Linked DNA regions of Homo sapiens: region 2 is linked to region 1. Evidence: read pairs that join two places in POLR2A ChIA-PET (ENCODE). Cell type or tissue: GM12878. All regions are shown on one strand. Each heading gives the region's core, and the rest is flanking DNA. Links, peaks and the distances in the headings are about the cores only. Region 1 overlaps LINC02787 (long intergenic non-protein coding RNA 2787). Region 2 overlaps LOC105378851 (a long non-coding RNA gene).

What was found. ChIA-PET counts read pairs that join two places held together with the same protein. Peaks named below come from ENCODE experiments on the same cell type or tissue, not always from the same donor. Only the 100,000 strongest peaks of a DNase experiment are listed, where the experiment ranks them.
Region 2: POLR2A ChIA-PET joins it to region 1 with 11 read pairs; 4 of 35 experiments call an interaction of 5 or more read pairs at or near these places.

Annotation. Positions count from the first base shown.
Region 1 is chr1:90,529,287-90,540,680 of GRCh38, reverse strand. LINC02787 (long intergenic non-protein coding RNA 2787) reads left to right here. Exons shown (of 6, transcript XR_001737796.1): 2 at 7,042-7,313; 3 at 8,989-9,059; 4 at 10,095-10,227. Among named protein-coding and RNA genes, the nearest start is that of LINC02787, 13 kb to the left of the region's middle. In GM12878, for the core only: no CTCF peak of the experiment used is centred there; a DNase peak (open chromatin) is centred at 6,381.
Region 2 is chr1:90,471,923-90,483,316 of GRCh38, reverse strand. LOC105378851 (a long non-coding RNA gene) reads left to right here. Exons shown (of 3, transcript XR_947591.3): 2 at 4,492-4,549; 3 at 7,348-7,487. Among named protein-coding and RNA genes, the nearest start is that of LINC02787, 70 kb to the left of the region's middle. In GM12878, for the core only: a CTCF peak has its summit at 7,489; no DNase peak of the experiment used is centred there.

The DNA.
Region 1 (11,394 bases), core at 1,860-9,859:
TTCTCTCCTCTACTGACTTAGGCTTTCTCCTTCGTCATATATTGCATATTCATATGATATAATTTCCGAGCCATCTATTCTGTTCCATAGACTTTTCAGTGTATTCTTGTGCTATAATCATGTCTGTTTTAATTGGTATTAGTAATTAGTATTAAATTAGTATCAGTAGGGCTAGTATTCTAACAAGGGATGAGCATTTCTTTTTTGTAGGTATTTTTTTGAGGTGGCATTTGATGCCACATTTGATGCTACATTTGATGTAGCATTTTTTTGAGGTGGTGAATATCCCAGTTACACTTGTTTGAGCTTTACAAATTATATGAATGTATTAAGTTATCACATGTGCCTGAAAAATATATACATCTATTTGTATCAATAAAATTTTTAAAAAATTGTCAAAGGACTTAAAGAGAGAATTTTCCAAAGAAATTATACAAGTGACCAACAAGCACGTGAAAAGATGCTCAATGTCACTAATCATTAGAGAAATGCAAACCACCTTTCACTCATTAGAGTGGCTACTATCAAAAAAACAGAAAATAACAAGAGTTGGCAAGGATGTGGAGAAAGTAGAATCCTTGAGTACTGCTGGTAGAACTGTAGGATGATGCAGCTGCTGTGGAAAAGAGTATGGTGATTATTCAAAAAATTAAAAATTGAATTACTGTGTAATCCAGCAATTCTCTTTCTGGATATATACCCAAAAGAATTAAAATCAGTATCTCAAGGAGATATTTGTACATCTATGTTCATAGCAGCACTATTCACAAAAGCCAAAAGGTGGAAGCAACCCAAATGCCCATTGACAGATCAATGGATGAGAACAATGTGGTATATACAGACAATGGAATATTATTCAGCCTTCAAAAGAAAGGAAATCTCTATATATTGTATAATATGAGTGAACCTTGAGGTCACTATGCTAAGCGAAATAATCCAGACACAGAAAGACAAATGGGATATATAATTCTACTTCTATAAGATACCTAGAATAGTCAACTCATAAAGACAGAATGTAGATTTCTCCTTATCAGAGACTGAGTGGAGAAGGAAATAGGGCATTTGATGGATGTAGAGTTTCAGTTTTGCAAGATGGCAAGAGTTCTGGAGATTATTTGCACAATATGAATGTACTAAACAGTACTGAATTAAACACTTAAGAAGCATTAAGATTGTAAATTTTATATTACGTGTATTTTACCATCATTAAAAAAATGCAACCTGTATTGTGTATATTACAGATTTTAAACATGAAGAATCAGTCATCCCAGAATTTATTTTTAAATATTCCTTTCAGTCTTTTTCCTTGTATGCATATATTTTTAGAATTATAATTATAAGATGCCTACATTGTGAATGTTGCTTTTCCACTAAACAATTTATCAGAAAAAAGCTTCTTAATTATAATTTTATTATTAACTTATGAAATGGTATTTATATAAACCCATTTGTATTTAAACATATATGCAGGCTCAAGAAGCACAATAAAAACATATTTACACCATTTTAGATTAACTTTCCTACAGATTTAAATAATTGCTTTTTGCTTTATTTCAAAACTTCTCAAAGTAATGTTTGATACATATGTGACCATGCCATGAAACCTGGTTTTAGAGAATTTGCTCAGTTCTAAAAGCAATCTTCCATAAACTTGGGTACAAAACAAAAAGAATAAAAATGGAAAAGTGTGACGTTTTTTGCCCAAGTATTAATAAGGAAATAATGAATATTACTGAGCAATAAGACCATTTTTCTCACCTTCTCTTCTTTGCTCCTTGCCTCTTTAAAGAATACCTTTAAATTTAATTATGAATACAACAGTTTTGGATGACACCTTTCAGTTATTAAGGGATAAATTATATATCCTTCAAATAGTCATCATGATTCTAGCAATTATGAATTCAAGAATGTTATCTCTTATTTGGCCTAAAACCTGAATCCTCGTTTGAACTTAATATTCCCCTTGTATATTTATTGTGCTATAAATGATACAGGAGACATAAACAATCCATTTTATTCTAAAGAGCACAATGTTCTCTGGATTGATTTCTCTGTTTACCAGAATTTAGCTGTTTTCAAATAAGGATTTTTAGCCAGATGTCATCTATGCAACTTTTTCATGTTCTAAGAATTAGCATTTAATCTCTTTTTGGCTGAAATTTAGTTAGTGATGTTGACACCTCTGCATTTTAACACTGGGATTTCTTTGTGGGACACAATTCCTTTCAATCAACTTAGTATCCCATCTTGGTCTCTAAGAGACAATAATTGAGTTTAGGTTAGTTTTAAATAGCGATAAGGACAGGGAACACAGATGGGTATTTCATTGATTAACACTAACCCTGGCCTAAGGCCCCAGTGTCAGGCATTAGATTAGGACATTACGAAGAGAATGACGGAGTTTTGGTACTTTATTCCTCTCAATAACATTCTTTCACATATTAAGTTTATCCCCCCCTAGGTAGCTACTTTATCATGCAGAAGGCCTTAATCCACTGATGTGACTCTCTCTGCTCTCACTTTGATGAAGCCTCTGTTTACAAGAGTAATGCAGCCTGTGTAAGACAAAGTACTTGGGACAAGGACAACTGAATAAGGCTTTTAGATGCACAGTGATCCGACCTAAAAACAAAACAAAACCCACTTTGCACACACACTTGCACACACACACAAATCCACAGACACACACACACATACACACAAACACCAACAAAACAGACTTTTTGGAAATGCAGTTATGACGCTTGCATCCTGAAGAATCAGACGTTAGGATTTCATCAAGAAGACCCTATGTTACTGATCTCCTTGTTTGGCACTTTATCTTTTCTTCACCTTTGACCTTCCTTTCAGGCCCTCTTCAAGGCATCGTGAACGTAAGCCCTTGTGGTGTTCTTTTAGAAGTAGGATTGCTGCCATCCCCTCTGGTGAATATAAGCAGCTGCCGGAATCAGTGACAAGGTTGGGTACAGATTTGGTATCCTGGCTGGGAAAGAGATTATGGGTCAGTCCCCAGTGCTGGGATACAATAGATTCAAGCAGTTCAGGATTTTTTGGATATCCGAAAAAGATTTCATGAAATTTGTAAAGATCTAACAGTGTATTGCAGATTTCATGTGGTCTAAACAGCTTATACTAAGTAAAACTCTCGGTAGTCAGTAAATGGTGTTTTCACAGCCATGCAATTTTAACTGCTCTGGAAGAGTTTAATTTCACCAAATTGTGTGGTTGCTGAATGAAGCAGGTGGCCTCTTATATTTAGATGCTTTATCTGTTAAAGGGTATTCTAACTTTAGAGAGTTCTTTCTTACTCTATGAAGATTTACATGTTCACTCTAGTAAATTTAGATTATTAGACAATGCCTTTTTAATTCTTTAGAGCACCAGCAAGTTACAAAGTTAGATATTATAGAAAGTCTGATTTATATATGATATATACAATGACAGTATTTTTTGGTAAGTTATGAGGTTAGATAGAATAGAAAGTCAGATATATACACATACATGTACAAAATATATATTAAATGTATGTATATATATAAAGAATACTTTTTCACATAAAAGTAGGCAATACAATAAAATACTTCTGTTTAGTCCTTTGTCATCATTTCATCTTTCACCAAAATCTCAAGAGAAAATGTTTAGAATTTACCTAGGGTTGAGAGTTTTTAAAAAATTTTCTTTTTGTTTATAATGTGATTACAAAGAAAGATGTATTATAATTACATATGGAATTTGTAAATTTCTAAAATTCAAAGTGCAGTTCACCAGAAACTTCAACATTTTGATGGGAGAGAATTCTGTATATTCCTTGTAGTCTTTCCTTTTTTATTTTTTTCACCTACTTTTCCTGCAAAACCTTGGAATAGGAAGCCATGATGGCATTGTACAGTGATCCCTGTTTGTTATAGAGGGTAATGCATAAACCAAAAACAGGAAAAGCCCATTTTAAAAATATAGAACATCTGGCCTCACCAGTGTATGTCCCACATCTGAGCCTGTTGCATGGACCAAGAGCAAGCCCTCTGGCACTGACTTAGGACTGTCGCTGCAGGAAGGGGCACATCCATGTTTACCCAATGCCCGTAAGGTGTGTAGTTGCTGTCATAAAGCAGGCTCATTCAGTGGAGCAGGACGAACAAGGAGAGTGGCACATTTTAGCTTTCCAGAGCTGGTAGTATGTTTTGGAGGCAAACAGTGCTGGTTCATACTACTCCTTTCCCAATTAATTGGACCCCTATTAATACATTAGTTTGACTTAATTCACAAAAATTCATTGAGATCACAGCACTATCAAACAATATGTACTGCCCACACACGGAAACCAAATCGTGAGCTTCTTTCAAAGAACATCACCTCATTTGGGCCAAGGCATATTAAACCAGATAATTACAAAACTTCAAGAAATCCTAAAGACCCTCTGATTTTGTGGTTCCCAAATTTTTATCCATCAAGACTTCTTTTTATTATTTTTTCTGTATGGTATATTTACCCATGAGTCTGGTTTCCATTAGTTTACAAAATAAGTCCAAATAATTCCAGAATAGTAATCTATCTGGGGGAGATTCCTAGAGATTTTTTTGGCTTCAGTTTGGGAACCTATGATCCTGTGTGTTCTCATTATGTTAATGAAGGAGCTGAGCTTACCTGAGTTTTGCCTCCCCAACAACATAGAGTTAGTTTGAAGCAGATTTGAAACCAGGTTCTGGGTAAAACTGAATTGGCTAATAAGTCTAAAGAAAGTTTTTTAGAGAACAAGTGAAAAGTGTGGCAATAGTTCTTCACCTCTGGAGTAGTAGAATCGTCTGAGGGAAATGTGTTTTTATATACAATTAACCTTTCCTTTTACATGTTGTTGGGAAACTCCTAAGAACTAAATTCTCACACCAACAATTACAACAAACAAAAGCATTACGGGCGATCGCCTCTCTTTAACACTTTCACATGACTTTCATCATTATGAAGATTGGCTTTTATGATATTCATATGAGTTTGACCTGAGCCAACAAAAGCCAGGGAAATCGATTAGAGAGGAAAATTCAGCCTTAAATCTTACGTTCCTGTGGGCTGCCTATAGCCTCTCGTCAGTCAGGAGTGTGTATGTGGCTCATCTGTGACACAATTCTGAAATAAAATGAGGCGAATGCAGAAGCTCAATTCCTAAGAAAGAAAGAAAAGTGTCCCTTTGGTCCATTCAAGTTACCACCTAAGCTAGGGCTTTCATGCCCTTTAAGTCCCAAATGAAAAGTAGTTATAATGAGGCAAAAATCTGATAGGGAAAATGAGGCAGTTGGCTTGAATTCCTCTGTTAGATTTTTTTTTTTTTTTAATAATAATTTGCTCATCTCATGCTGGTGGATTTGGTCTCTTGCATTCTCTGGCAGTCAAGGAAAAGTTAGCTCAAGTTTTGCTCCCTCTGCCATTAACAGATGGCACGCAGATCTAAGCATAAGCTGTGGCTCCCGGGCCACAGGCAAAGGGTGAGGGCTGCTCCCCTGTGGACACCCTCAAAAGGCCCTAAGCTTGAGTAGCACAAATGAAAAGGTCTAGTGCTGGTGTTAATTACGCAGAAACCACACAGAAAGTGCTGGCTGTTACTGAGTTGAGAGGTTGGGCATCTCTTCTTCCCCAGATAAAAGGCTTGATATGAAAACATTTTGCAGAGGACAATGAAGTGAAGATTAGCATAATCTTCTGCAGTATCCTCAGTAAGCTATCCATGAGTGAGTTGCTTTTTTCTCATTCCTTCGGCTCTAATGTCTGGATTTAAGGAATGGTATTGTTAAGAGCAGGCTTTGTCCTTGGAGCCTGACAGTTGTGTTTTTCCCGCCTTCATGTGATCATCCCAGTTGCTAGTCTCCTGCTCTTCGGGGAGGCAGACAATGGAAGGAAAAATGAAGTGTCAGTTCATTGACAAAACCTCTCTGTGCTATGTTATTCTTAATCCAGACTCTTCAGGGTTTTTTTCTTTTCTTTTCTTTCTTTTTTTTTTTTTTTAAACATTCTCTCATCCATGCTCTCTGAATAGAGGAAAGTCCCTTTAATATCAGCCTGAGGAAAATGTAGAGCAAGTAACACTGAACTTTGAGGTTTAGGCAGCTTTAAATTAAAAAACAAAATCAAATTGTATTGTTGTCTCTGTACTTCAGTCAGAACATTAAACTGCTGTTGTTACATTTTATGTCAAAATGCGAGTAGCTGTTAAAATGGTTATTCAGATATATGCAACTGAAAGCCGTGAGTGTTGAGGTTTTTCATGAGAAGAATTTAACCACTTGTACAATGCAGCTTATTGCAGTTCTCTCGGGGGCTGGTCTGGTGGCTAATGCACTAGTTTGTTGGCCACTTTGATCCTGGCTGCCCTGTTTTAAGTCTTGCTATGACTGGTTAAGCTAGTGCTCTGTAACCCCGGGGATAACTTGAGGGTTCTGAAAGTCATGAGGCACGGTCCCCAAGATCAAAATATAAAAATAGGTCTGGGGTCAGGGAACTCAACAGGCCCTGGAAGCTCTTCACTTTTACAGCTGGAGATGGTCTCTTATGTATTTAGAATTCGTCATTAGGATTCTGACAAAGAACTGCAGTATGGGATTGCTGCAGGGCAGGCTGTTTGAATCTTACTCTTGATAACAAAAAAAACCCCAACTTCTGGCTGCTGACAGGAGACAAGGTGAGTACAAGAAACGCATTGAAAAGCAGCGTATGTCTATTGATGGCTGAAGAAGGGTTAGAATGGCTGAGTTTTGAATTTGGGTGAAAACCCCAGAGTTTATTTATTATACCAGATGAATTTGGGGATTCTCCAGTGGTTTTTAAAGGCCTGGAGAGCCTATTACTATGGATATCTTAAAAGCCTGTGTCAGACGATTTGTTGACCTTTCCCAAGTTCTACTACTGCCAATTTTGACATAGATTTCATTCCCGATCTAGACTGCCTACTTGTTGTACTGCCCAGGTCATGCAGAAAATTGGTGTTTACATCAGACTTACCTAAGATTTTCTTCCCTAATACAAATGACTTGAATACATCTCATTTTCTTCCAGAGAGATAGCTCCCTCCACTTCAGTCTATAATACAAACGAAGATCAGCCATTTGTTGCATCCGAGGTAAACTGGCCTGGATTTGTGGTCTGAGTTCACCATATTTCCACAGTATGACATTGAAGAAGAAAGGAATTTTACTTGTCACTTGATAGTTATTGTCTCATGACACTAAGCTATGACTTGGAGACAAAGGCCAAGTCAAGCCCCACTGTGAGATTCAATGATTCCTTGGTGGAGAAAGAAGCATTTGATGTGGAGCCTGACACACCTGGTAAGTCCCCGCTCTGCCTCTTAGTGACTTGGTGGTTGATCTTCCATGATCATTGTTCTTTCATCTGTGCAATAACCATCTCAGTGGCAACTCTACCGTTCTATTGAGAGGATTCAAGGCAGTTGTGTATTTTAGAGCAATTTGAGAACTGTAAATCCCGATATCTATGTGAGGTATCATTATGACACTTTCAGAAAGTTTCCCATTAAGCATTTATTCATTCAGCAAACATGTATTGAACACTATGTTCAAGACTGTGGGCCTTAGGGGATTGCCAACAATACATAGTTCTTGTCCTTAAGGAAGTCACATTTTAGCTGGAGGTAGGAAAAAAAAAAACCCAAACACTTGTAACAGAGACTACAATAAGTTTAAGAAACTCTATCCCTTCCAACAAGTTGAAGACAGTTGGAAACTCTGTCCCTTCCAACAAGTTGAAGACAGTGCAGTGTACATATTAGACTGAGTGTGCTGTACACTGCACTATGCTGAATATTTTGGTGGGGGTGGTGAACTACTGAGAAGTATGATAATCTGTTTGGAAACATAAGACATAAAATGAACTCGTCTACCTGCTAATATGAGACAATAAAAGATAAGTGCCAAATGAACAACGTGCATAATAAATTCAAAGGAGAAAGCCATAATTCCTAGAGAAGATAAGATTTGAGTATGAGAACTCTTTGACCTTCCATAAGACTTCATTTTTATCTCCTTAAGGCATTTACCTCTGTCTACCGTATATTATTGTAATAACTATTATCATTATTACTGCTCCTAGTAAGCTCCCGAAAGCAGGTCCTTATCTTATTCTTTCTTTTTTAATCTTCCATAATACTTAGGAAATGCCTAGCACAGAGTGGAAACACAAATAATATTTGTTCAGTGAATGAATATAGGTTAGAGGGGTGATTTAATAGTGCGCTGGTAGGGATACTGGCTATTGTATTTCTGTTTGCATACCCCCAAATAATTTCTGGTTTGCCTCTGTATCTCTCAGTGTATCCAGTGGTGTTGAATGAGTAAGCACATGAATTTTGAATGAATACACCTGGAACATCTTTCTCTTCCCAGCCTAGTCAAATGCCTTGCCCACAGTATTTTAAAATCTTTTAAAATCCCACTCCTCAGTGAAACCTTTGTCCCTGGATTTAGGAAAGTGCTCATATCCCTCTCTTTCCTATCCCTACCCAATCCCCATAGAAAGCAACAAGAAACTAGTTCTGTTGCTTTTTCTGTTTTCCTATTCTCCAAGAAAATTCTTCTGAGGTTATTATCTCTAACCTCTATTCTAATAATCTACTTTTCCTAGTTTCATCTCTAAAATAATTTTAGAATTTATTTACTTTGCCTAACTAGATATTTTTTTTATGCTGATTCACTTTTTATTTAATCAAAATGACTGAGGCCTCAGCCTAAAGTTTAAATCAGAGTTGAAATTCCCAATTCTTGGTCCCTCTGTCTAGAGCTCCACACACCTATGGGTCTTCCAACTTCAAACTTCAAGTTGTTAGTTAAATATTAGTGTCTCAGTGAGACCTTTCCTGATGACTTATTTAAAAAATAATCTCTGTATTCCCTTTATTTGCTTTATTTATCTCCACAGCACTTATCACTTTCAATAAGCAATTTAATTTATTTATTTATTTGGTTCATTTTCTATCTCCTGCTCTAGAAAGTGAGCTCCATAGGGCAAGGATTTTTGTCTACTTTGCTCACCACTGTATCCCAAGGGCCTATCTCATAGTAAGTTTACAATAATTATCTATTTAATAACTGAATAAATGGGGTAACTCTTCTGTCTTCTGTTGAGAGATGGCTTCTCCGAAGATTGATTTCTTGTCTTGCACTCTGCTTGTCAGTGTGATTGATAAAGCAGGCACCCCTGAATAACCTGTGGGCACTGATACTATCAGTTGTTTAAGATGAAGCTCGTAGTTCAGGATGCTTCTGATTATAGTTCACTTATGGGCCTAGATATTTTTGTAATGGACCAATGTCTCCATCTTAGAGCTTTTTGTCTATACAGTGTGTTGCCTGGAGATTCCAAGTTCTTAGAAGGCAGTCACTGGCCCATGCAATTTACTTATGATAACATAAGCTCAGTGCTTAGTGCAGCTAGAAATTTAATAAATGTGTATTGATAATAAACTGAGTCATTTAATAATTCTTTCTGAACATTTTGAGAATGTTAAACTAATGACATGATTGTAGCTTGAAAAGTTTGATAATTTTGTCTGGTTCCTTTTTTGCTTGAAATATACTATGGCATGGGCAGTATGAGCAATTGACAATACTATAATGTTCTTTTTATTTGTGAATGGGAAGTTGCTGGAATATTGCAGGTGTAGATGGCATGTTAATGGCATAGTATCTTCTAGAATTATTTTGGAATGGTTTGTTGAGATGGTTTGTTATTCTCCTATTTATTTACTCCTTTGGGTTACTCCGCATGACCAAGCTGAAACAGAATGGCAGGCTGGGAATGACTAATGTAAACAATTCATGCCAGTCAGTGGCCTGTGGTGGCTGTTCACTTGGAGCTCAATAACACTTTTCTTTGAGTGCCACTGCTCTGCTCCAACAAAGTTGGCTTCATCTCACCCTTTGTTATCCCACTAATATAAAAATGTCTCTCTTTGTATGTCTGTTATCTTGTGTCTAGGACACTGTCTTTTATCAGATTTTATTTTCTGGAAAGTTCTAAGCTGCCAATGCTATATGTTAATATCAGTGCTAAATAATGGTTATTGAGGTCTCAAACAGTGAACATCTTTGCAGAAGGGAGGGGAAGAAATATCTAGCACAGCTGCTTCCGAATTCCCTGGCTGGTCTGAGAACTGTGTGAAGCTGTGATGGAACCCCCTGGAGATGTTCTGCAGCTCCAGGCCTCACTTCACAGACTCACTGCAGGGTAAGTAGAAAGTAGTTCTGAAGTCCAAATAGGATGGTAGGGTGATGTTTGTTTGTGAGAAAGAAAAGCAGAGTTATGCAATAGACAAAGGAAGAGAGAAAAGAAATAATGCTGTAAAAAGAGGACCATGGGAGAGCACAGACATTCCTGAAAAACCTTCATAGAGTCATTAATGAGGTGGGTGTCTAGGAATATAAAGTGTCTACAGGGCACTAGGGGACTACTGTTCTTGGCCTAGAGGCAATGGGGACTGAACCACAGGAATTTTCGATACTATTAAAAAGAAGCGAAAGCCAGAAGGATCAAAACACCACCCTATAATAGATGATAAGCAATTTCTACTTATCTGCTTTGCGTAGAAACCCAAAAGCCAATGTGGAAATCTGGCTTTTTGGAACTGCTCAGGGAGGTGATGTTATAAACCTGTGTACATTGTCAGCTGTGCCTCTGCCACACATTGTCTTTTGGGATTTAAGTTTTGCCTCACACAATCCCTAGGGGTTAAGTTTATCCTCAAAATGTGGGTGAGTTTATTAACTTCATTGTATTAAGGGATTCTAAAGTAAATTGATGGTGGTGATGGAGGATGTTTTTTAAAATTTTAATGAAAAACTCAAACAATATTCTAACTTAAAAAAAAAACAGACTTATTAAGCAAACTGAGTGAATGGTTAGTTCAAAACATTGATCTCTGAGGGCAGGGGCTATCCCTGATTTTTGTACTCCTAGCATGGAACACAGGCCAACACAAAAAAGGTGTCCAAATACATGCTCAATGATTTACATCAAATCTGTCCACCTTGAATTTAAAGGAAAAATACTGAGAGGAAAGTAATCTGAGGTCTCAAACAGTGAACATCTTTGAGGAAAGGAGGGGAACAAATATCTAGCACAACTGCTTCCAAATTCCCTGGCTGGTTTGAGAACTCGGTGAAGCTGTGCTGAAACCTTCAGGAGATGTTCTGCAACACCAGGCCTTGCTTCACAGACTTGCTGCACAAAAACACTGAGAGGAAAAGTGATCTGACCTGTAGTCTATTTGCTTTGGTGAAAAGTATGGTAAACAAGTGTTACCCAGTGCTTATTAGCATTTGAATCATTTGGAGCTTATGTCCAGTGAGGGTGGAAGAGGCAGTTGTCTTGAAAGCATGACGTGATCAGAGGGTC
Region 2 (11,394 bases), core at 1,484-9,483, 57 kb after region 1:
CAGTGGCAATCATAGCTTGCTGCAACCTTGAACACCTGGACTTAAGTGATCTTCCTGCCTCAGCCTCTTGAGTAGCTGGGACTACAGGTGCATGCCACCATGCCTGGCTAATTTTTTTATTTTATTTTATTTTATTTTATTTTATTTTATTTAGTAGAGCCAAGGTCTTGCTATGTTGCTCAGGCTGGTCTCAAACTCCTGGCCTCAAGTGATTCTCCTGCCTTGGCCTCCCAAAGTGTTGGGATTATAGGTGTGAGCCACTGTGCCTGGCTCTATCTTGCTTTTTAAGGAAGAAGTTTGCTGACCCCAGTATTAGGCCACAGTTGGTATTCTTGTTTTGTTCAATGCCTAGTGTAGCATTTTGGGTAGATTATAGACTGGTAATAGGAGGTCCACCTACTACTCCTCATGATTTATTTAGGCAGTAGTAAACTATTTAATAAAGGTAAGGAGGCTCCATAAAGAGGATACTAATGCTTGGAGGTTTTCTCTTGCCCTAACAGAGTACACTGCTTTTAGTAATGCTCTCCATGACAGATGTGGGGCCCCAGAAGAAGAAGGCTGTAGCTGTAGGGTTGGGCCAACAGAGCACTTGGTCCATAAGGCAAAGTGGGCAAAGGCTGGGGCAGCAGGAAGGCTTAAGGGCAGCCTAGCTCTTTTAAATTTCTCAGAAGCATCCATATTGCCGATCCTCTCTGAGAACTGATCGAGTTGCTCAATCCTGCAGGGAATGAGTTCTCAAGCAGTGAAGAGGGGTGACATTAATATGTGATGAATATTTTCCGCAGACTCCCATTGAAGCAGCTCTGTGGGCTTGGGCTTCCCTGGGCTTTGAGACATTTGTGTGTATTCAGTCTTGCCATCTGATGAGATGGAAGACAGCATGATCTTATTGCACATCAGTCACTCCTTAGCACTCTTTTTTCAGATTTTGCAGCATATTTATCCAGTTCTTTGTGACTTTCTACATGGACCCTTTAGCTGGTCACGTGTAGAACAATGGCGGCAGTGTGGACTTCACCCCCTGTTCCATGGTGTTTGGGATAGCTGAGCCTTAGTGTGCAAGGAGAGCAATGAGGAAAGGGAAGACAGCAGATGTGCCATGAGGAATTAGCAACGGAGAATCTGTTTTGTGCTGGGCCTGTTCTTTAGGTAAATCACAAAAGATGCCCTTCTTAAGTAACATCCCACTGAGGACTGATAAAATGTACTATTTCATTACCCGGGATGTGTAAAATAGAGTTCTTCCTATTCCTTCTCAAGTTCTTATATTTCATTAAAATTTTCCCCCAACATCTAGTCTTCTGTAATTTATGCTTTTGTGTCTATTTTCTGATTTTGCACTTTCTTTTGGTTTAGATGATTATACATTAAAACTGGGTTGTGAAAAGCAGAATTATTTAAGATATGATTCACAGACAAGCTGCCAGTCCTTAAACGGTTTGTTGCTGATCTGAGGTGGGATATAGAGCTTGCTCCAGAATTTAACCCAGCTATATCACTATGCATGTTGCTTAACTCAGCTGACATTTATTTTTCTGGCGGCAACTTTCTCAATGAAGGAAGGAGTGGTATCAGCTGGTTGTCTTGTTGCCAACTGGCATTTGAGCACCAATGTAGTAAAAGTTGTTGTTTCCTCTATGAATATGAAATGACAATTTTAAATCTATATTAATTATATTAATTTATTTTGGACTCCAGAAAGTATCATTTCTTTTAAAAGAGACTCAACTCAAAATACCCCTCAGGGAGAATGGGATAACAAGCCAAAGGAATCTGTGTGTTGACTAAAGATTTTGAGTCAAAGTCCACCTGCTGAGGTCAGGGCCTTTTTTTTTTTTTTTTTTTCCCACTTTAGCACATCCCACCCAACATAGCATCTATTAGAGTTAACTGCATTAGGCAGATATTCACTAAGAGCTTGTTGAATGTAATCCTCTTTTTTTTTTTTTTTAAACTAAGCATTTTCTGTGTCTTGTTTGAAGAAATTAAATGACTGAAGTTTCTGAAGAACATTGGTGAGCATGCAGTGACTTTGATCCTGGACAACACCTTCTCACCCCTCGCCGGTGGAGGCCTGATGAGTCTTGTGCCCTTTGCAAGAGGCATCTTTGGTTTCATCAGTCTCTCAGTGTAAGGGAGACTTTCTCATCAGAAGACTTTTTAGTTTTCTCTTTCTAACATTTAACTTCCAAGCAGGAATCACATGTACCCTTAACCCCAAGTTTTATATTTTCGCCAGTGATTTTTTTTAAACTTATAGTCAACATGCTTGAAATTCTGAAAGTTCTTTAAAAAACAAAAACAAATCCCAAACTCTTGTAAGAGTAGAAAAAACAGCTTGACAAAGTAAAATAATCAATTGCAAGTTGGTGAACCTTTAAAGAGCATTAATTCAATTGGATAAACTGCAGTTAAATAACTTTTATCAAGCAAACTGGGTTAGGTGGTTAAAAGCAAGAAAAAAAAGTCCTAAAAACATACAGTGGGTAGCAGTTTATGTGTCAAGAAAAACTGAGAGAATTTTTGAAGCTCTGATGTCTAGCAGATAGCACTTAAATCATTTTTCTCCAAAGTTCAGTCATAGTACTTCAAAGAGTTATAGCCATAATACAAATTTTTAGACTAAGAAGTGGTGTTTGAAGTTATTTTATAGGATTTTGCTGTAAGGGCTCCAATTGATTTGTAGTAAGATAAAAGAAGAAAACTTTATTTTCGAAGCTTTGTCAGAAAAAGCTTACCTCCCATTGGTTGTTCTGCCAATATGCCTGCAGGGCATGATGATGTAGACACTGATATTATATGCTTATATGAACTGAGCTGGGTGTACACCTCCTGCTGTTTGTGTTATGGTTAAAACCTGTCACAAAACTGGTGGTGATTTATTAAATGTTTAATGAAGTAAGACAAAAACTTCAATAACTACAAACAGAAAAGTAGAACATCACATTAAAATATAATATTACATATTACATTTCTATTTTTCTTCCCAATTTTCACTTGCTAAAAATGATAAGGGCACATTTGGAAATTCAGACAGCATAAAAGAAATACTGAGAAGTACCCTTCTTGTTAACAAAGAATATGCTTTAGTTTCATGCTTTACTTTCTTTTTCTTCTCTGTAAGAGAAAGAGAAAAAATTTCTGTTCTGGAGAAACAGAAAATATGCAATCCTTGCTTACTAATAATTTCTTCATTAGATTTTCTATTGATAGTATTCAAACTACACCACTATACATGTAGAATTAGATGACAATTTTGAAGTGTGGAATTAAATGATTAAATGTGCTGTATCTTTTTTTTTTTTTTTTGAGATGTGGTCTCACTGTATTGCCCGGGCTGGAGTGCAGTGGCACAATCTCAGCTCACTGCAACCTCTGCCGCCTGGGCTTAAGTGATCCTCCCACCTCAGCTTCCCAAATAGCTGGGACCACAAGTATGAGCAACCATGCCCAGCTAATTTTTGCACTTTTATAGAGACGGGATTTCACCATGTTGCCCAGGCTGGTCTCGAACTCCTGAGCACAAGTGATCCACCCATCTCGGCCTCCCAAAGGGCTGGGATTACAGGTGTGAGCCATCAGGCCCAGCCTGGTGTATCTATTTTATGATATCCTATATAAATATTGTCTTAATGAACTTTTCTGAGTCCATACATATGAAAGAGCATGATAATAAACAATCACAGAGATGTCTGAAATTTTGTCTTCTTAAAATATATTCTAATTTTTTCCTCTACTATAGAATCTAGGATGTCATTTTAATTTTAAAAAAGGGACGTTTCTCACCTAGCAGCCTGTATGTACCAAGCTAATGTTCATTCTTTGTGTGTGTGTGGATTGGAGGGGGAAGGAAGGAAGATAGTTGCCATTTTCATTTCATTATTATGATACTATCCTCTCTCTCTCTCTCTCTCTATGTATATATATATATATGCATATATATATATATATGCATATATATATGCATATATATATATATATGCATATATATATGCATATATATATGTAAAACAACTCTCTATTTAATAGCTTTGCAGTATCAATTTGCAGTATAAGTGATTACTTATGTTTATTGATTCTGGTTTACTTAATCCTTGTAATGGAGATTCACACACTAGGTAAAGATGGTATTTTGAAAGTACAGAAATATTGATTTTGTTTTAAGCATAAAATTCCTATATGACTATATAAACAGCTTGCTTGTGTTAAAATTTCTAAAAGGTCTTGCCATTTATGTTATTAGATACAGCCTGGCTTACTAGAAGGTCATTTCTCCTTGGACTTGGTTGATATGAACTAAAAAAATAAAATCCAATAAAATAATTCAGTGATTTACTTGGGAGAGGGATGGCATACCAATTAACTGATGGGCTGAATTTTTTGCTTTTTAACTGTCCTCCACGTTTAGTAGATTTAGACCACATAATGAATTTATCTAGAAATTTTAGCTTCCAAATTTTTGCTCAATTCATTCATATTTATTCACAGAACAATAACTGAATACCTATTGTGCATGTCCTATGGGGAATAGCAGTTAGAAAAACAGGTAAGGTCTCTGCATTATTGGAATTTACAGTCTAATTAAGGAGACAACAAAAAGCAAAAACAAAAAGTTTACAATACATTCTATGAAGAAAGCAGTGCTGTTATTAAAAACTTGGAATTTCTTCAAATCAATCAAAATAGGGTGACTTATGCTAATATCATAAGGACTTGACTGAGCAGTCAAGTGAATGATCACACAATTGCAATTGACCAAACAACTCAAGTATTTTTCATGATTCTAATTATTTCCATTATCTAAGTATATCAAGTAAACAACTACGGAGTAATCTGATCAATGAATTATTGATCTAAGAACTACTGGTCTGGTTAAACAGATCTTTTAAAAAGAGGTTGTATGACTGTTTCTAGCTTAAATCAGTACTTTATTAGTATTTTTGCTTCACCATTTTAAACAATTTGCCTGTAAATAAAATTTTTATTCAAAAATTAGAACTTAGGCTATTCATTATTTCAGAATTAATCTCAAAAATCCCTTTGAGGTAATAACGTGTTACAACAATTAGTCTTCTAATTCTTCCCCAAAGACAGAGCTATGAATAAATAGTTTGGATTTCATCTAGTATATTGAGATAGATTTAAATCTCCATTTGGAAAAGTGTTTTGGTCGTAATGTTAAATAGCTAATTTACAAATCAACCCCGAAACAGAGGGACAGAGTGGGCCTAGAAAGGGGCAGGATGTCTCGAGCCTTGGTTTCTAGTATTGATCGTGCAACAACTCTGAGAAACCATAGGTAAATTCATTCAAGTCAATGGTTTATTTCATATAGGCCGTTCAAATCTTTACAAAAAGTGACCTGTCCTTAAGGACATTAATACTATTTGCTTATGAGGAAAAAACTATTTTATTAATAGTATATGATGAAATAAAGTCACAGTAATAAAGAAGTATCAACTAGGAATTATCATTCTTCAAATGATATATAAATCATATATAGATGAGAAAATCTGAAAAAGCTCCACACAGGAGCTAGCTTGCAAAATAGGCCCTGAAAGTAGACAAAATTTCAATAAGCAAAGATGGATAAATGCAGGTTTCTAGAGAGATAGCTTACCATGAACAAAGGAATGGAGGCAGGAAAGTGTATGTCAATTTCAGTGACTCAAAACTACATACTGTAGAATAAAACATTTTCTACCTCTCTTCTCCCCTAGTATTTCAGTATTCCCTTTTACTTCGTGTGTTATTGAATGTAAAGTTGCATTTTGAATTCTTCTCTAATTGTTCTGCACCAGTGCAAGGGAATACAAAATCAGCTTTGACAAAATGCACCACACATAGGTGCACAATAAATATTTGTTCAATAAATGAATAAAAGAATGAGTCTCTGTTCCCCATCCCCTCTTTTCTTTCCTTCCAACTTTTTCTCTTTGGCCCTGAGAAATCAACAGCTCAAAGATCTTAGAAGCAGAAAAGTGATTCAGAAAAGTCATTTTCAAGCAGGTCCTCTTAGCGGTCAGTCCCCATGGAAGCAACCTAATTTATGTCAGCTTTGGTTTACACTACGGGAGGATTACCCTCCTGTTCCTGAGGTACTTCTCAGTAAAACTGAGAAAGTTTGTAGTTCATCACTTTTTCTTTTGTTACTTCCTGTGGCTAGTGGAGTGATAGTTAAGGGTGCTACAGTGACAGCTAGCTAGCCAAGGGGCAAAACAAAGTCAATTGTCTTGGGAGAGCTCTAATCCACTCATTTAAGAAAAAAGAGACCCTTTGGTTTGTGGGCTTCCAGGGTTACTTTCACCCGGAATCTCATTTAGTCAGCTTGGTTTCATGACTTCCCTATGTCTGATAGGATAATTCTGCACTATCCTAACACAGCCAACACATATGTCCAGGAAGGCCAATGGCATTAAAAAATATTTTTGTAAGACGCTGCAACGTTTCTAAAAATTTTAAATCATCTCTATTTGCTTGTATTTTTTCACTCAAAAATGTTTTTCACCACATTTAATCAAATTCCAAAAAGAGTAGATTTGGGGAGTTGTAGATGTTGGTGATGGTTACCCCTAGCCTTGGCATTCATGTCAAGGTTCCTGTCCTGCCAGCATGTCACAATGCTGCCAGGGATGGCATTTGTTGTTTGCCCTCATCTCTGTGGGATTCTCACCAAGCACCACTGTGAACAGCTTATTCCTCTATTTCCTTTCCTGACAACTCTGGGGATTTGAGTGGATGCATTGCCAGATTTCCCCAGACCGAGTGCCATACTGAAACAATTGGAGCTAAAGACACCATTCCACATTATACTTTGGCACACATTATTGGTATCTGCAGGTAGTTTTATGCCTTGTTAGTAGGTGGAATTTTAGAAAGGCATCACACTGCTTTTAAATACCTTCTGTGCTTCACAGATTCATCATAATAATCACCCAAATTGACAGAAAAATTTCAACCTTAATTTGCTTAGCAGTCATGGAAGATAACACAGTGTGAATGGTTCCTCTGAACAAGCTATAATTGTTTTGTTATACCCATGTATTACCCTTCTCAGAAAAGGAAGGAATCTATAACAAGACAGCCTGTTGAGCCTGCTAAATGAGAAAAATGAAGCTTAATTAAAAGATCTGTCTTTGCAATAAGGGAATTGTGTGTGTGTGTGTGTGTGTGTGTGTGTGTGTGTGTGTGTGTGTGTGTGTGTGTATTCCTTCCTCATTATGAAAGATTCTGGGATAAATACTTCAATCATACTTTTATAATTATTTGCAAGCACGACAAATGCCATGCTGGGCTTCATTACATAACCTGCATTGCTGTGTTTTATTTTGCCTGTGTCAATAGGAAATGTAGCAGAAAATGGTTGGCCAGCTACTTTGGAAGTCCAGAGCTACGTTATTAAAATCAGAAACATCCACTGCTAGGATAAAAATGCAAATATATGCACCACTTTTCTTCTTGCTTAGTCCACAGGACATCTAGTGGTAAGCTATGCAGTAGCAGCAACTAGCTGAGGCTTCTGTTAGTTTTTACTGTTGCTAGTACTTTCGGGCTGGCAATCCTTTATTATACTGCTGGGGAAACAGAAAACTGACCATCTGTCCCAATTGTAAAATGTTTTATGGAAAATAAGTACAAGCTCATCAGTCAGATTTAAAAAATCAATTGGCATCTCTGTAATTTTAGTGGAAAGATGACTTCAAAAGAAATTTAGATATAAACTATAGATTATTATTAAAGCAACAAATTTTGAGCTTTAATAATACTACAGCATTCTCATGGATAACTTCTCTTTCCTGAACATTGTGATGAACTTTATAAGTAATCCAATTTTTTGTTGTTCTCAGAGTTTTGCTTTCAAAACTTTCTACTTCTACTTAGGCAGGGTTATTTTTAAAGATAATATAAAACAATAAATATGTTTTATGTATTCATTACTGATTATTTAGTGTTTGCCCTTAAATATCCATGAATATTGCCTTCCATTATGGAATATGTAGATGAAAATGGAAACTCTAAGAAATGAATAACGTGCTGCAATGAACAATATCCAAAAGGCAGGGCATTTTCTTCTGCATGAATTGCAAGAATTTGGTTTCCCAAATCGATTTCAGAAATCTATGTGATTGCATTCCTTTAATTGCATTTTAAACCAATATCTAACATAATTATGGACACAAACTCTTATGATGTGGCTATTAGTAGGTTAATTAGGTAATAATGAATAAGATGCCATAGCTTAGCATAGAGTTAGCACAATGGGATTTGTTTCAGCATGAAATGAAGTTGTGTTAAAAATTTAATCTTTATGTGCTAATATGCACAAAGCATACCTTGTTAATTATTGCCAAAGGATTCTTTCTACTTCTGAGCACTAACAAATGAGTCATTCAGAAACAGATCACGTTTTGTAATCTGTACATGCAGATTAGTTTGACAAAGTCTAAAAGATGTAAAAATCATTTAGCATGTTAGTATAAATACTACATACAGCATAACAAGCCAGCTTTAAAGATTATAATATGGAATACTAATGTTTTAAATAAATGGTGTTGATATTATTTTCAGTTTTAAACTTAAAGTGAAAAGCATTCAAATCTGTGTATCAAAGTATATATTTATTATTATTTTGCCTTCTCAATTCCTATTGTATCATCATTGAAGATATTTTATCAGCACTGAAGATCAATTGCTTTTGAAATTAATAGTGGTAATTAACTACTGATGTTGGTTTGCAGAAATAGTACTAACTTATGACAGATTAAATTAAGTGTGCAAATACAATTACTGAAGTAGTGTCTAATTTTCATGATGTTTTGGTATCATTCACATCTATAAATCCCCATGGAAGCATCCAATTTATGTCAGCTTTGGGTTACACTACAGGAGGATTACCCTCTTGTTCCTGAGGTACTTCTCATGAAACTGAGAAAGTTTGTAGTTCATCACTCTTTTTCTTTTGTTACTTCCTGTGGCTACTGGAGAGACAGTTAAGGGTGCCATAGTGAGAGCAAGCTAGCCAAGGGGCAAAACAAAGCAAAAAATTTTACTACAAAAACTATACTAAAAATGAGATTATTTGCTTCATTATTTGTGACTCGAATTTGAAATGAATAGCCAAATAGGAAGCAATTATGTGAAACAATTTTGTTCGCTGGAGATGAAATAATTACTTAATCATCTGTTTTGTATAGATAAGGCACTGAGGTTCACAAACTCATGTTTGTGAGATGGTATTTAAACACTTTGTAGCAGACTGGTTTCTAAGAAATATTTTATTATGCTGTCTTGTATATATTATGTAATATGACCGACAAGTGAGATATATGAGTATGACTTTGTGGCACTAGGAGGCCCAAGCAAAAGTAACTCTTTTCCCCCACTCATTCAGAACCAGTTGAGACATAGGCACAAGGATCAGGCAGATTGAATTCAAAACCTTAGCTTTTTGGTGTATTTTAACTGATAAAACTTCACTGGGGAAAGCTTTTGGCAAAGTGGGCTTGCTAATCGTTCACCCTGATTAATCTGGCTTATCTACCTGGTCACAGAGGTCCTACTTCCTCTGCGTCTAATGAAGCAGAGACTGTTTTGCTAAGTTTATCATTTGGCCAAAAGATCGGGTGAGAGTGCACCTTTGCTATGGATAGGCAGAACTCATGTGTACAATAGAGAAGGGTGGGGCTGAGCAGAGCTGCACTTGCTCAGTACCTCTCTGAAACTCACCAGTCAGTCTTCTTTCAAGGTAGCTGTTACCAACCAAATCATGTCCCCTGACCCTCCTTCCAAATTCATATATTGAAGGCTGGGCGCTGTGGCTCATGCCTGTAATTCCAGCAGTTTGGGAGGCCAAGGCAGGTGGATCATTTGAGGTCAGGAGTTCAAGATCATCCTGATCAATATGGTGAAACCCCGTCTCTACTAAAAATACAAAAAAATTAGCCAAGCATGGTGGCACAGGCCTGTAATCCCAGCTACTTCAGAGGCTGAGGCAGGAGAATCATTTGAACCCAGTGGGTGGAGGTTGCAGTGAGCCAAGATCATGCCATTGCACTCCAGCATGGGCAACAAGAGCGAAATTCCATCTCAGAAAAAAAAAAAATTCATATATTGAAGCCCTGACCTGCAATGTGACTATATTTGGAAACAGAACCCTTAAAGTGGTAATTAAGGGTAAAAGAAGTCACTTGGGTGGGGCTCTAATTCTATAGGTCTGGTTTTCTTATAAGAAGTGGAGGAGACACCAGGGATGCTCACACACAGGGAAAAGGCCATGTGAGGACACAGCGAGAAGGCAGCCATCTGCATGCCAAGGTGAGAGGCCCCAGGAGAAATCATTCCTGTGGGTACCTTGATCTTGTGGTTCCAGCCTCCAGAGCTGTAAGAAAATCAATGTCTGTGGTATTTTGTTGTGGTAGCTATAGTAGACTAATATAGTAGCCAAGAGTATTACTCCAGAGGAGGTGCCTCCATGTAGAATTATTAGGACTGGGGAATAAGTTTTATTCTGACATAAGCTATTGTTCACAGATGTCCATCCTGTCTCCTGGACTAGATTATGAAGGTCTCAAGTTCAAAGACTATGTATTCTGCTTCTTTATCTTGGCCAAGTTAATTAGCACATATGTACTCAGTAAATACTTCAAGATTAATAATGTTTTTGCCTTTATAGAGTTTTCTGCCTTTTAAATTTTGTTATTTTCTTTTCCCTAAAAACTATGTATTACACTACCTGTGACCATCTTCATTAGTAGTGGAAGAGAACTAAATCTCCTGCTAGAAAGCTTTGCTTCTAAGGGAGGAAGTTAATTATTGTGAATTTACATTATATCACCTTTATCCAATGCAAAGTTTTTTGCTAAAAGAATTGCAACGTGAAAGTTAGATAATCTAATTACAGTTACCAAGAAGATATAGTTGCTTGTGGGTTTGTGTTCAATGTGTAACTGGAGCCTATTTAGCATTTTTAAACAATTTTCTATTTTCAAATGTATTTAGATATTTTTAAAAGTTGCGAAAACAGTGCAGTTTTCATATTCCCGTCACCGGATTACCCTATTGTCCACATACTATATAGCCATAGTGTAATTACAGAAACAGGGAAATTAATATTGATACAATCTATTAATGAGGCTCCAGACCTTATTAGATGTTGACCCATTGTTCCACTAGTGTCCTTCTTCCGGACATTTACCATCTTGCACTTAGTTGTCCTCTGTTTCCCCTAATTGTGGCATGATCTTTCATGACCTTGATGCGTTGGAAGAGTGCTGGTGGATCATTCTGTAGAATATCCCGCAATTTCTGTTTTCAGTTTTCTCACGATTGGATTTACATTAAGCATTTTTGGCTAGAACACTGAAAGTAAGGTGACATTCTCAGTGTATCATA